Linked DNA regions of Mus musculus: region 1 is linked to region 2. The links are chromatin contacts, found by Hi-C in ENCODE. All regions are on one chromosome and are shown on one strand. Each heading gives the region's core, a stretch centred on a gene start or an enhancer-like site at or near the end of the contact. The rest is flanking DNA. Distances are from core to core; before and after follow the strand shown. Region 1 overlaps Kif28 (kinesin family member 28). Region 2 holds the start of Asb1 (ankyrin repeat and SOCS box-containing 1).

Region 1 (5,212 bases), core at 780-3,279, about 88 Mb after region 2:
CTCCTCACCTGAGGCTTGATTAAGGCAAACAGGGTATAGGTGCTTACCCCTGAGAAGCTAGCGTATCACAAAGACCTCAGTAGGGTCCAGCCAATCCTGTGCACATGACTCTGCGCTGGGGGAGGAGAGATGGGAAGGGAGGAGAATGGGCAGAGGGTGGAGCCTCTAATACACTCACCTTTGAGGAATCCTGGATAGTAAAGGGGTAGAGGGTGAGCTGAGGGGCAAGGGAGTATCTTCCACTCAGAAACCTAGAGCTACAACTTCTTCCAGACCAAGGCCTGGACTTTGCCCATCACCATCTTTCCAGCCCAGAGCAGGCTCTCAATGCACGCCGTCCCCTGTTGGCTGAAGGCCTTCATCTAACCCGCTGATTTCACCTGAGCATCTTGCCTCCACTCGCTGTAGGAAACAGTAAAACCTTGCCCCCACATCAAGGTTCATCGCCTTGGGCTACATTTACCCTCATCCCTAAGGGCAGGTTTAATGAGCTAAACACACCTGTGACGTATATTCAGTTCCCTATTTCTATGAAGACCATATTTGGGGGCTGGGGATGTAAGGTCAGTGGTAGGGCACTTGTCTAGCATGCAAGAGCACACAGCCTTGGGTTCTATCCCCAGCATGCATTGAGAGAGAGAGAGAGAGAGAGAGAGAGAGAGAGAGAGAGAGAGAGAGACAGAGACAGAGACAGAGACACAGAGACAGAGAGAGACAGAGAACAAGCTCACATTTTAACTTTCTGCATGCTGTACTCTGACATCGTGAAAGCAGTTGCTATTGTGTTTGCACAGGCCAATGCCTGAGGCGGACCCAGAGCACTTACCAAGCGTGGCCACACTCACGCCCTCGGCTGCAGCCCGCTCCAGCTGGAAAAAGTCGTAGTCGAATCTGCTCAGGTCTTCAGCACCTCGCTCGGAGGGAAATCCGACATAGAGGAAGGCACTGTTGGACCCCAGGATGATGCGGTCCTGGGAGGGAAAGCAAAGGCCTGGCCTGCTGCAGGGCCCAGGCTTCTAGGCCAGCCACAGAGATCTTGGAACTCTTTCCCCTCCATCACCACCCGGGCTCAGCCCTCTTCCAGGAGTGGAACCAGCGTGGTCAGAACCTCAGAAGAAAAACACAGGGGTTCTGTGGAGTGTCCCCTGGGTCTGATTCGGATTAGGGTTTCAGAAGTCCTCAGAGAGGGTAGAAGACTTAAGAGCAGATGTTGGGGGGAAGGGGCGGGTAAGGTAGACCACACTGCTGCTGGCCTGCTAAAGGGAAGCCCTGGGGATGGGGCATGTGCTGGACAGTGAAGCTAGGGAGGGCACACCTTGTGATTCTAAAAGGAGGCTTATGGTTTCTGTGTGTACTGATCAGTGGAGGGAAAGGACATCAGGGTAACCACTGTGGAGGAAGGAACTCCATGGAGGGTGGCAGAATGAATAGGGACAAAGAGGGACTGTCTTAAGTAGACACTATGCTGCTCCCAAGGACAGGTTCTTTTAAGCCTCGGATACCATAAAATGTGAGCACTGGGCAGGATCTTGGAGAGCATCCTCCATTTCCATCTTCCTTCAATTATGAGTGATGTTCAGAGAACTCAAGTAATGTTCCCAAGACTCAGCAGGTAGAGAACGGGTCTCTCACCTCAGCCTTTGCAGTCTGGCAGAGATGGGAAGCCCCAGGCCCAGGCCAGCCCCTCTCTCTGTGACAGGAGACATTTCACAAGAGAGCCACCCCTACCCACCCCCGACCACCATTTTGAGGGTATCACTGAGGCACTGCTGTGACCTACCAAATGCTGCAGCTTTGTCCTGCCGGTGACTGGTACCCCATTAACAATGACTTTGCACTTGCTGTGTGGTGCGACTGTCACTTTACCATCCAAATTCACGAAGGAAGCATGTTTATCTGAAATTCTAAGACAGGAGTTTGATGCAGTCACCCGGTAGATTATGGCTGGTTGGGTTGCACAATGAGATCCACAGCTGTGGCCAGTGGGGAAGCTCCTGCTGCACCCACCCCCCCAACACCACACAGTGCTATTGGAGGCTGCCGGGCCCAGCCATGGTATGTGTGGGTGTGTGTGTGCAGGGAGCTGGCAGACAGTGAGGATGCTATTCTAGTCCTGGAACGAACCCCAGCTGAAGACCTACAGCTGCCAGGAACCTCCAGACGTAAAAACCAAAAGACAAAACTATCAATGGAGAAAAGAAAGTGTTTCAACAGCCAAGCTATGGAATAAACCCCCGTGCCCACCAACAGATGATAAACATGGTATATGTACACCATGGGGAAACCGTTTGGCCAGGAAGATTCCCCTGAGGTCAGCAACGTGGATGTAACTGGAGGCCATAATGAACCAGGTCCACATCCAGAAAGACAAGTATTCCATTCTCACCCATATGGGGAGGACAAAACACTTATCTCAAAGAAGCAAAGAAGAGTTGTTACCGTAGCCAGAGAGGTTGTGAGGAAATGGTTAATGGCCAGAGGGGTGGAGCTGACAGAGAACTCCTGGTGTTCTGTAGCATAGGATTATAATACTCAAATTCATTAGCTGAACATTTCAGAATCCCTGGTATCTCTGATGGCTAACCATTGTACAATAGAGACTATAGCTCACACTGTAGATACAAATGTACATAATTGAGGCTGGAGAGATGGCTCAGTGGTTAAGAGCACTGACTGCTCTACCTAAGGTCCTGAGTTCAAATCCCAGCAAGCACATGGTGGCTCACAACCATTCGTGATGAGATCTGACACCCTCTTCTGGTGCATCTGAAGACAGCTACAGTGTACTTACGTATAATAATAAATAAAGCTTTGGGCTGGAGCAAGTGGGGCTGGTGCGAGCAGAGGTCCTGAGTTCAATTCCCAGCAACCAAATGATGGCTTGCAACCATCTGTACAACTACAGTGTACTCATATACATAAAATAAGTAAATAAATCTTTTTTTAAAAACAAATGTACATAACTATGGTGTCAATTAAAACAGATATATGTATTTTTTAATTTTTTTTTTTGTTTTTTGTTTTGTTTTTTCGAGACAGGGTTTCTCTGTATAGCCCTGGCTGCCCTGAAACTCACTCTGTAGACCAGGCTGGCTTCGAACTCAGAAATCTGCCTGCCTCTGCCTCTCGAGTGCTGGGATTAAAGGTGTGAGCCACCACGCCCGGCCTAAATTAATTTTTAAAGCTGTTTCAGTGAGAGCTTCAGACACAGACACCTGAGGATACAGTCACCCAGAGGTACAGTCGTGAAAGACCCTCACAGTGTGCGTGGTCTTTCCTCTCCCCTTGTTTCTGGCTCGGTCACCTTGCTTCTGCTGTGGAGTTCTGCCTTATAGGCTCTAACCATTGCTGTCCCTTATCTCCCAAAAGGAGCATAAAGAAACAGGAAGTATGCACCACACTGCACTTCCAGGACCACTCTCTCGTGAGCACTGGAGAGGATGCTGAGGGAGGCCTGGGAACTTTGAAATATTGCCCATCCAACTGGACTTAAGTCTGCCTTACCCATGACTAGATATCTTTCCAGAATCTTCTCCAGCCAAGCACGTTGGCATAAACCTGACAATCTAGCACCCAGGAGGAGGCAGGGGATTTTGTATTTGAAGCCAACCTGAACTACATAGTATGATCCCATCTACAAAAAAGCCAAACCCAAACAAGACAGATGTCCAGGCTGAGAAGTCCTGGTCCTCGAGTTCAGGACTCAGGTGCTGTCCTTACCCCAGGCCTTGAAGGCAGATGGCGTTTGAGGCAGCTCGACCAACATCACAGGAGCCTGGAAAGAGTCAGGACGGTTTATCTTTAAAAATTATCATCCTTTGGCCTTGATAAGGTAATATCCCTGATAGTTTGAAAGTGGCATTTCTTTCCTCAGTAAGAGCAGACAAAGAATCTGTTTTCCTCATTGGAGCTGTCAATCATAACACCCAGATATGACGCTGCTTTATGTATAATTCTTTTACTTTCTGCTTTTCCCTCCTTGGGATTGCCAACTTTCTGACAGTGTCACCTTCTTCATGGGCCTTAGTTCTCAGTGACCCACTGAGGCTGGGTCTCTCCTCTTAGAATCTCTTTTACTGTGGTGGCTGGCCCCTTGAGGTGCACAGTGTCCCCTGCAGCTCCTGAGTGGGTCTGGCTGTCCTCCCAACACCCATCTTAGACACGCATAGCGGCCGGGAGGAGAGTACAGATGTCAGCCCAACTCTGGGCTCTGCATTCCAACCCATTCAGTAGCACACGTAATGGAGAGCTATTCCAAAGGCTGCCACCTCCTCGGGAACCATTAGACAAAAATGTGATGTGACCACATTTGGGTGATGAACCAATAACATGCACCGAGGAAAGAAATTCCAAACTATGCTACATCTTGAATGAGCTTAGTTACACTCCGTGGACTGAGAGAGACAACGGAGAACTGTAGGGTGATGTCGCTGCTCTGAGGCACCTGGCATGGTGAAATGCAGACACAGAAGGAAGAGCGATGGTCTCTCAGGGCTCAGGAAGGAGAGAGGGGAGGTGGCTTTTAATGGGTATCGAGTTCTGGTCTGACACAATGATGGAAAGTTCTGGAATAGATGTGGTGATGGTTTAGTGCCTCTGCACTTAACACTCAAGAGAGGTTAAAGATGTGAATTTGCTTTGTAGTGCAATTTAAAAAAAAAATCAAAAAAAGGAAAGGGGGAGGGAGGGAGGAAGAGAAGTGAGGAAGGGAAGGAGGGAGGGAGGAAGGAAGGAGAGGGAGGAGGCATGGAGGGAGAGAGGGGAGGATCTGAAGTGGGGGAAGGGAGGGAGGAAGGAAAGGAAAATCAGAGCTGGCCTGGGGTGGTGGAGTGGGGGCAGGGGGGGCGGATGGAAGAGTAAGGGGACAGCAGAATCAGGTACCATTGTGAATGAAGAACTTGAGGACCCCCGTGAGCTGTGGGTCTTCATTGACATTGAGGAGGTGCGGGAGAATCCTTACCATCTTCTGCTCCTAGGAAGACAGAGAGAAGTCTGTCTCAGGGGCCCCGGGAGGTAGGAGAACCATCTGGGCAGGCCTTATCCCAGGGGTCTCTGGAGGAAGAAGAGCTGTCTGGGCAGGCCCTGTCCCAGGGCCCTCACTTCCTTTGGTCCCCCACCAGCCATCTTCTATGGCCCCGCCCTCCTTTACTTCTGCCTTACCTCTTTTCTTCAGGCCCCTGGCATCCTCTCCTGGCTCCCTACTCCCTGCCAG
Region 2 (5,282 bases), core at 2,687-5,186:
CCACCTCCATGCAAAGGCTGCAAAGAAACAGGGCAGCACCTGGGCTCCCCGGGACTAGGGAAGGTGGCACAGCTAAAGCTGGCTGTGTGCTGCAGGCACCAGAAACTGACAGCCTGACTCAGGTGAGACTCTCCTGATCAAAATCTCTTTATTTAAATTTTTTTTATACAATGTATTTTGATCATATTTTCTCTTCCCCAACTCTTTCCAGGTCCCCTCCCAGTCACCCAACTTCATGTTCTCTTCCTCCCTCCCCCTCCCCTTCCCTTCCCTCCCCGTCTTTCTTTCACCAAAAGTCAAAACAACAACAAAAAAGTACACAAAACATATAGTTCAGAATCTCTTTACAAACAAAACAACAAAAACCCCAAATTGTGCTGAGAATAGTGAATGGCTCACTCCTTTAATCCCAGCACTTGGAAGGCAGAGGCAGGCTGATGATCTCTTCATTGGGGTGAAAGAACCACAACGTGGGGGAGTGAGGACTCCCCCCACGTTCTGACTCAGGAGAGGCGACACCCCAAAATCACCCACAAGAAACGGGTCTTGCTGCAAATTGCAAGAGGATTTTTATTTAAGAGCGCTCTCTGGCCCATGGTCATACACCACGCAGGGGTAGAGGACCGTGGCTCCCCGAGTAGCTGGGTAAGGGGGTATTTAAAGGAAGAAACCACAACTTAAGGAAGTGGGGAGGGCGTTGTTGAAAGATACCGAAGATACCAGTTAAGAGTCACAAGGAAGTGTAAAGTTACAAGAGTCACAAGGAATACCTGGTAATTGTTAACTCTCAAGACGCTTCTAAGAGCCCCTAACAATAGCACATTTGCATTGCAGGTTCTGGGTGACTTTCTTTGAATGAGCACTCTTTGAACCCAGGAAGCGGGTGGATGGAGGAATGTCGCTATTTGTTTTATGATTAGCATACCTTTACAAAGGCCACATTCCCAACTGGGCCTAAAGGCCTAGAATTCTGTTTTTACGTTGTTATACTTTCAGGGGCTAGCCTGATCTACACAATAGGTTCTGGAACACTCAGAGCTACACAGTGAGATCTTGTCTCGAAAAAAAAAATTGATAAAATATAAAATTAGCCATCTTAACTTTATAATTTAGCCACTTTAAATTTATAGTTATGACTATAAGTAAACACAGTATAACCAACCCCAAATCTTTTCATCTTTCCAAACTCATGTTGTCCCATTAAAATACTAACTTCTGGGGCTGGAGAGATGATGCACGGTGGAGCACGGGCGGAGCAGGGTTCAGTTCCCAGCACCCAGCACCCAGCGGTAGCCTCCCCCAGCCTGAAGCGGGCTGGTACAGACCTTGTCACCACTGAGGTGCGGCCACCTGCGGGGCAGCTTTCTGACTTGGCTGGCTCCTTTTGAAGTGACAACTTCCCTGCTCTTTCTTCTGCTACCTGCCGAGAGGCTGAACCTGTCTTCCTGAGACATTCCTGAATGTCTGGGTGACAATCTGAACAGCCTGGCGACCAAGTGCTGACAAAATGGTTCTAGGCACCAAGAATGGCCTGGGGGGGGGGGGGTGGAGGTGGGGGTGGGGATGGGCCTTCCCCCTTTATAAGCACACTCTCTTAGTAAACTAGTGGGCCTTGATCAGAGAAAAATTGTCTTGGCTTCGTTATTCCTTTCTTGCAGTCTAAGTCTCTTTCAGCCCCAGCCTGCCTTCCAGAAATACCCGGTTCATGTAGGCTGAGGGCCGGCTTACTCCACCCAGCACCAGCTCACCACTGCGTGTCAGTCCAACTCCAGGCTATCTAATCCCTCTTCTGTCCTCTGAAGACACCAGCACACACATGGTGCTCCCAGCACGCACGCACGCGCGCGCGCGCACGCACACACACACACACACACACACACACACACACACACACACACACACACACACACACACACTTTAAATAAATATAAAAATAATTCTGCCAGCTGTGGTTGTATACTTTCCCAGCACCTGGGAAGCTACTGCAGGTGGATCTCAATGAGTTAAGGCAAGACTCATTTACATATCAGCTCTGGGCCAGCCAAGGGCTAGTAAGATCTTGTCTCCATTTGCCCTACCCCACCCCCAAACCCCTTTTAAAAAGTATTCACTTCCTATTCCTCCTGAGATAGAATAGAAAGGCAAATCATGGAGGTATGAGGAGGAAGAGGAGCCCTTTACCTTTACTGAGGAATTTGGTTGAAGCCTCTTGCCAACAGAGAAGCAGGAATTCCAGCACAATTAACTGCTTAAAGCTTTCCTCCCTCCGCACTTATGCACCTGCAATTTTCCAGGACTCTCACTAGAAACTTTTACAGGAAATGGACATGCACAAAACTCATGCAATCAGTGGCTCCTGGCTTTATCAGATTATAATTCCATCCAAGGTATGTCTGAAGCCACCCCATAATCTCATAGACACACACACAAACACGAGAGAGAGAGAGAGAGAGAGAGAGAGAGAGAGAGAGAGAGAGAGAGAGAGAGAGTGTTAGTTTCTGAGTACTCTTGAGATCTAAGTTGAGAGCCATCAAAATGGTGTATATAGTAGCTAGTGCTAAGGATTGTGACTCCCTTGAGGAGCTATACTTGGGTGTGTCTTCCATAGTACCTCTCTTCTAAGTCTTTAGGTTAAAGTCTAATGTTAAAGTATTTTAAATAAAACCTCAACATTGCTTCCATTAGTCTTAACAAATTTTTTTTTTCCCGAGCCAAAGCAGTAAGTCCAGTTTTGCTTGAGTTTTGGTCTCAACGAAGTTCTCAGGCTAGGGTGACAGCCTGGAGTTTTATCTCTGTCCCCTCACCCGTGACACTCCCTTTTCTGGAAGCAAACTGACACCTACTATTCCACTCTGTTTCCGAAGCTGATTCCTTTAGTGACCTATGTGTGGAAGAGTGCATTATTTGTTCGTTATTGCTGGCTTATTTCACTGAGCAGAGATCCTCCAGGGTTGGCCATGTTGTAACCTGGGGCAGAGGCTTTTTAAAGGATATATGGATGGCCACGACACCACATTTTGATGCGCATTTGGGTGGTTTTACCCTTGAGGTATCCCAGCCAGGGATGTGCAGCCGTGGAGCAGAGCCATAAGGCTGAGCCACCTCTGGCTCTTTGCCTTGCAGCGTCATTGGTGTCACCTGTCCCTCGTGCCAACGGTGTTATCAAGACCAAACACCACTGCAGGAATCTCCCCGCTCCCCTCAAAACCCTCAGAGCCCGTGGCTCTGTTCCAGGATGCCTCACACAGCTCCACAGACCTGTGCAACTGAGCCAGTCTGGGCACGAGGATTTGTTGGGCACCTATAGTCGCTAGCTCCCAGCTGGTGTGCCATGACCACACAAAGATGCAGACAAGTCACAGCCGCGGTGTTGGAGACTGTGGCCTTGCCTCCATCTCACAGGACAGCGGGGCGCTTCTGTCTCCTTAAGGCGCGGTCTCCCCCCGGTCCACTGGGGTCCTCCCCCTGCAAGGTACCTTCCCTAAGTTGTGTAGAGGAGAATGAAAGGACCCGACAGCGTCCATGCTTAAGAACTGTTCGTAACGCAACGCACACAGTGTGACCGATGTAAAATCGGGAGTGCTTGAGGGAAAGCCACTCTGTCAACACGCCTTGACCAAGTTACAGACACTATTGGCTCCATGGAGACATTCTGGGCTGCCTTCGTCTAACACAACTTTGCAAGTCACCGACTCGGAAGGCACCGTTTGGAGTCTCGTAGAAAGGACAGCAGCGCAGCCCCACGTCACTCAACACCCTTCAGCCGCTGCGATAGCGGACCACAGTCCACTGGGCCGTAACGGTCCCGCCCACGTCCCGCCCTCCAGTGGGCGGGAACAGAATCGACCAACCAGGAGTTCCTGAGGCATGCAAATAAGCCTCCGCCCCCAGAGGAAAGGCGTTTCCCCAGAAGCTGCTGCTGTTGCCTCGGGAGACGCAGTTTGGTCAACCCCGCTAATCAGCAATCAAGTCCGTTAGCCAGGCCGGAAGTGGAGACCCCAGCACCCTCCGTCCGGAGCAGGAAGTACGAAAAGGAGGCTCATACTCCCCGGAAGCCGAGCCCTGGACACGCCCACCTGCCGGAAACGCCGGCGGTGCTTCTCTGACAGCGTTGCTCTCTGACAGGATTGCTGCGGAGGTGGACAGGCGGCGGGGTCAGGGCGGAGGCTGAGGACCAAGTAGGCATGGCGGAGGGCGGGACCGGCCCCGATGGACGGGCCGGCCCGGGACCCGCAGGTAACGTGCGCGGCTAGGGGTAGTAGGGAGCGGGGTTGCGTCTTGGGGTCAGAGTGTCCCTTGGGCGTCCGGGACTCGGGTCCTCGGTCCTCGCAGGCCAGATCCGAGGAATCGCGCCCGGGGTCAGTAAGTGTGGACGTTAGGCTCCGCGCGGCCCTAGGCGCGCGCCCCCGCTCCTGCCTGGCCTCTCGTGGACATCCCTCCCACGGAGGTTTCTTTCTGGTGGAGCTAGCCTTGTAACTGCCACCCTGTTAGCCCATCCCCGTCAGCGATGACCCTGGCTGGACCATGGGGTTCGGATCTTCTTCCAGGTATGAGCTCACTGGTCAGTAAGGGCCCTCAGAGGTCAGCCTTCGTGCGGACAGGTTCCCTTTCCCCATCCCGCCAGCCAGTCAGCGCAGTAGCTACTGGACAAACGTCCTCCGCCCCACCTCCACCCACCTTAACGACAGTGCTGTCCCCAGAGAGCTTGCTAGTGCCACAACTCTTACAGGGGCGCTTGACCCACCTGCAGAAAAAGGGTGACACTTGCCACCTGCCTTAAAGCTGCTCCACTTTGCAGTGCTGCTACAATGGAACTAACAATTCCCAGGAGAGTTTCCTGGTACGGCGTCCACCTTGGGGTCTTTCTGAACCTGCTGGTAGGTGTTTGGTAGGTGTGCTTCTGCACCCATCTCTGATTTTAGAGTTCACTGAGCTCTCTTCTGTATGCAGAAAATCTGAGAAAGCCACAATGTTGGTACAGTCTCTTGTCATTCCTCCCTCCATCAATTCAACAAACTTTGTGGATGATGTCCTATTGGCCTGACTCACCTGGGGCTATCGGGGTGACATGAAAAAGCAAGGCAAGGCCTCTACCACCAAGAGCTTTGGTTGTCATTGAATTTGATCTCAGGGACAGACAAGATCTTTGAGTGGATTGACCTGTCATGCAGGAATGAGAAATGGGAGAGAGGTGGTTGGTCAAAGGGTAGCTATTTCTTAAGGTACAGAATAGTCCTGTGGAAGAAAAAGTGGTTTTGCACCCCACCCCGACCCCAGTGTTG

What was found. A loop is a pair of places that touch in the nucleus more often than their neighbours do.
Region 1: a map of T-helper 2 cell shows a loop between it and region 2 (76-fold over the local background). The contact joins the enhancer-like site here to the promoter of Asb1 in region 2. A Hi-C loop is called at or near these places in 3 of 37 maps with a recorded cell type or tissue (T-helper 1 cell, T-helper 17 cell and T-helper 2 cell).

Annotation. Positions count from the first base shown.
Region 1 is chr1:179,707,571-179,712,782 of GRCm38, forward strand. Kif28 (kinesin family member 28) reads right to left here. Exons shown (of 23, transcript NM_001370897.1): 11 at 4,882-4,972; 12 at 3,721-3,775; 13 at 1,781-1,904; 14 at 827-971. Among named protein-coding and RNA genes, the nearest start is that of Kif28, 35 kb to the right of the region's middle. Within about 2 kb of position 2,030, at least 1 of the 3 ENCODE cell types and tissues checked has a DNase peak (open chromatin) inside an H3K27ac peak, as active enhancers do.
Region 2 is chr1:91,536,629-91,541,910 of GRCm38, forward strand. Asb1 (ankyrin repeat and SOCS box-containing 1) reads left to right here and starts at 3,937. Exons shown (of 5, transcript NM_001039126.2): 1 at 3,937-4,236. The coding sequence starts at 4,185.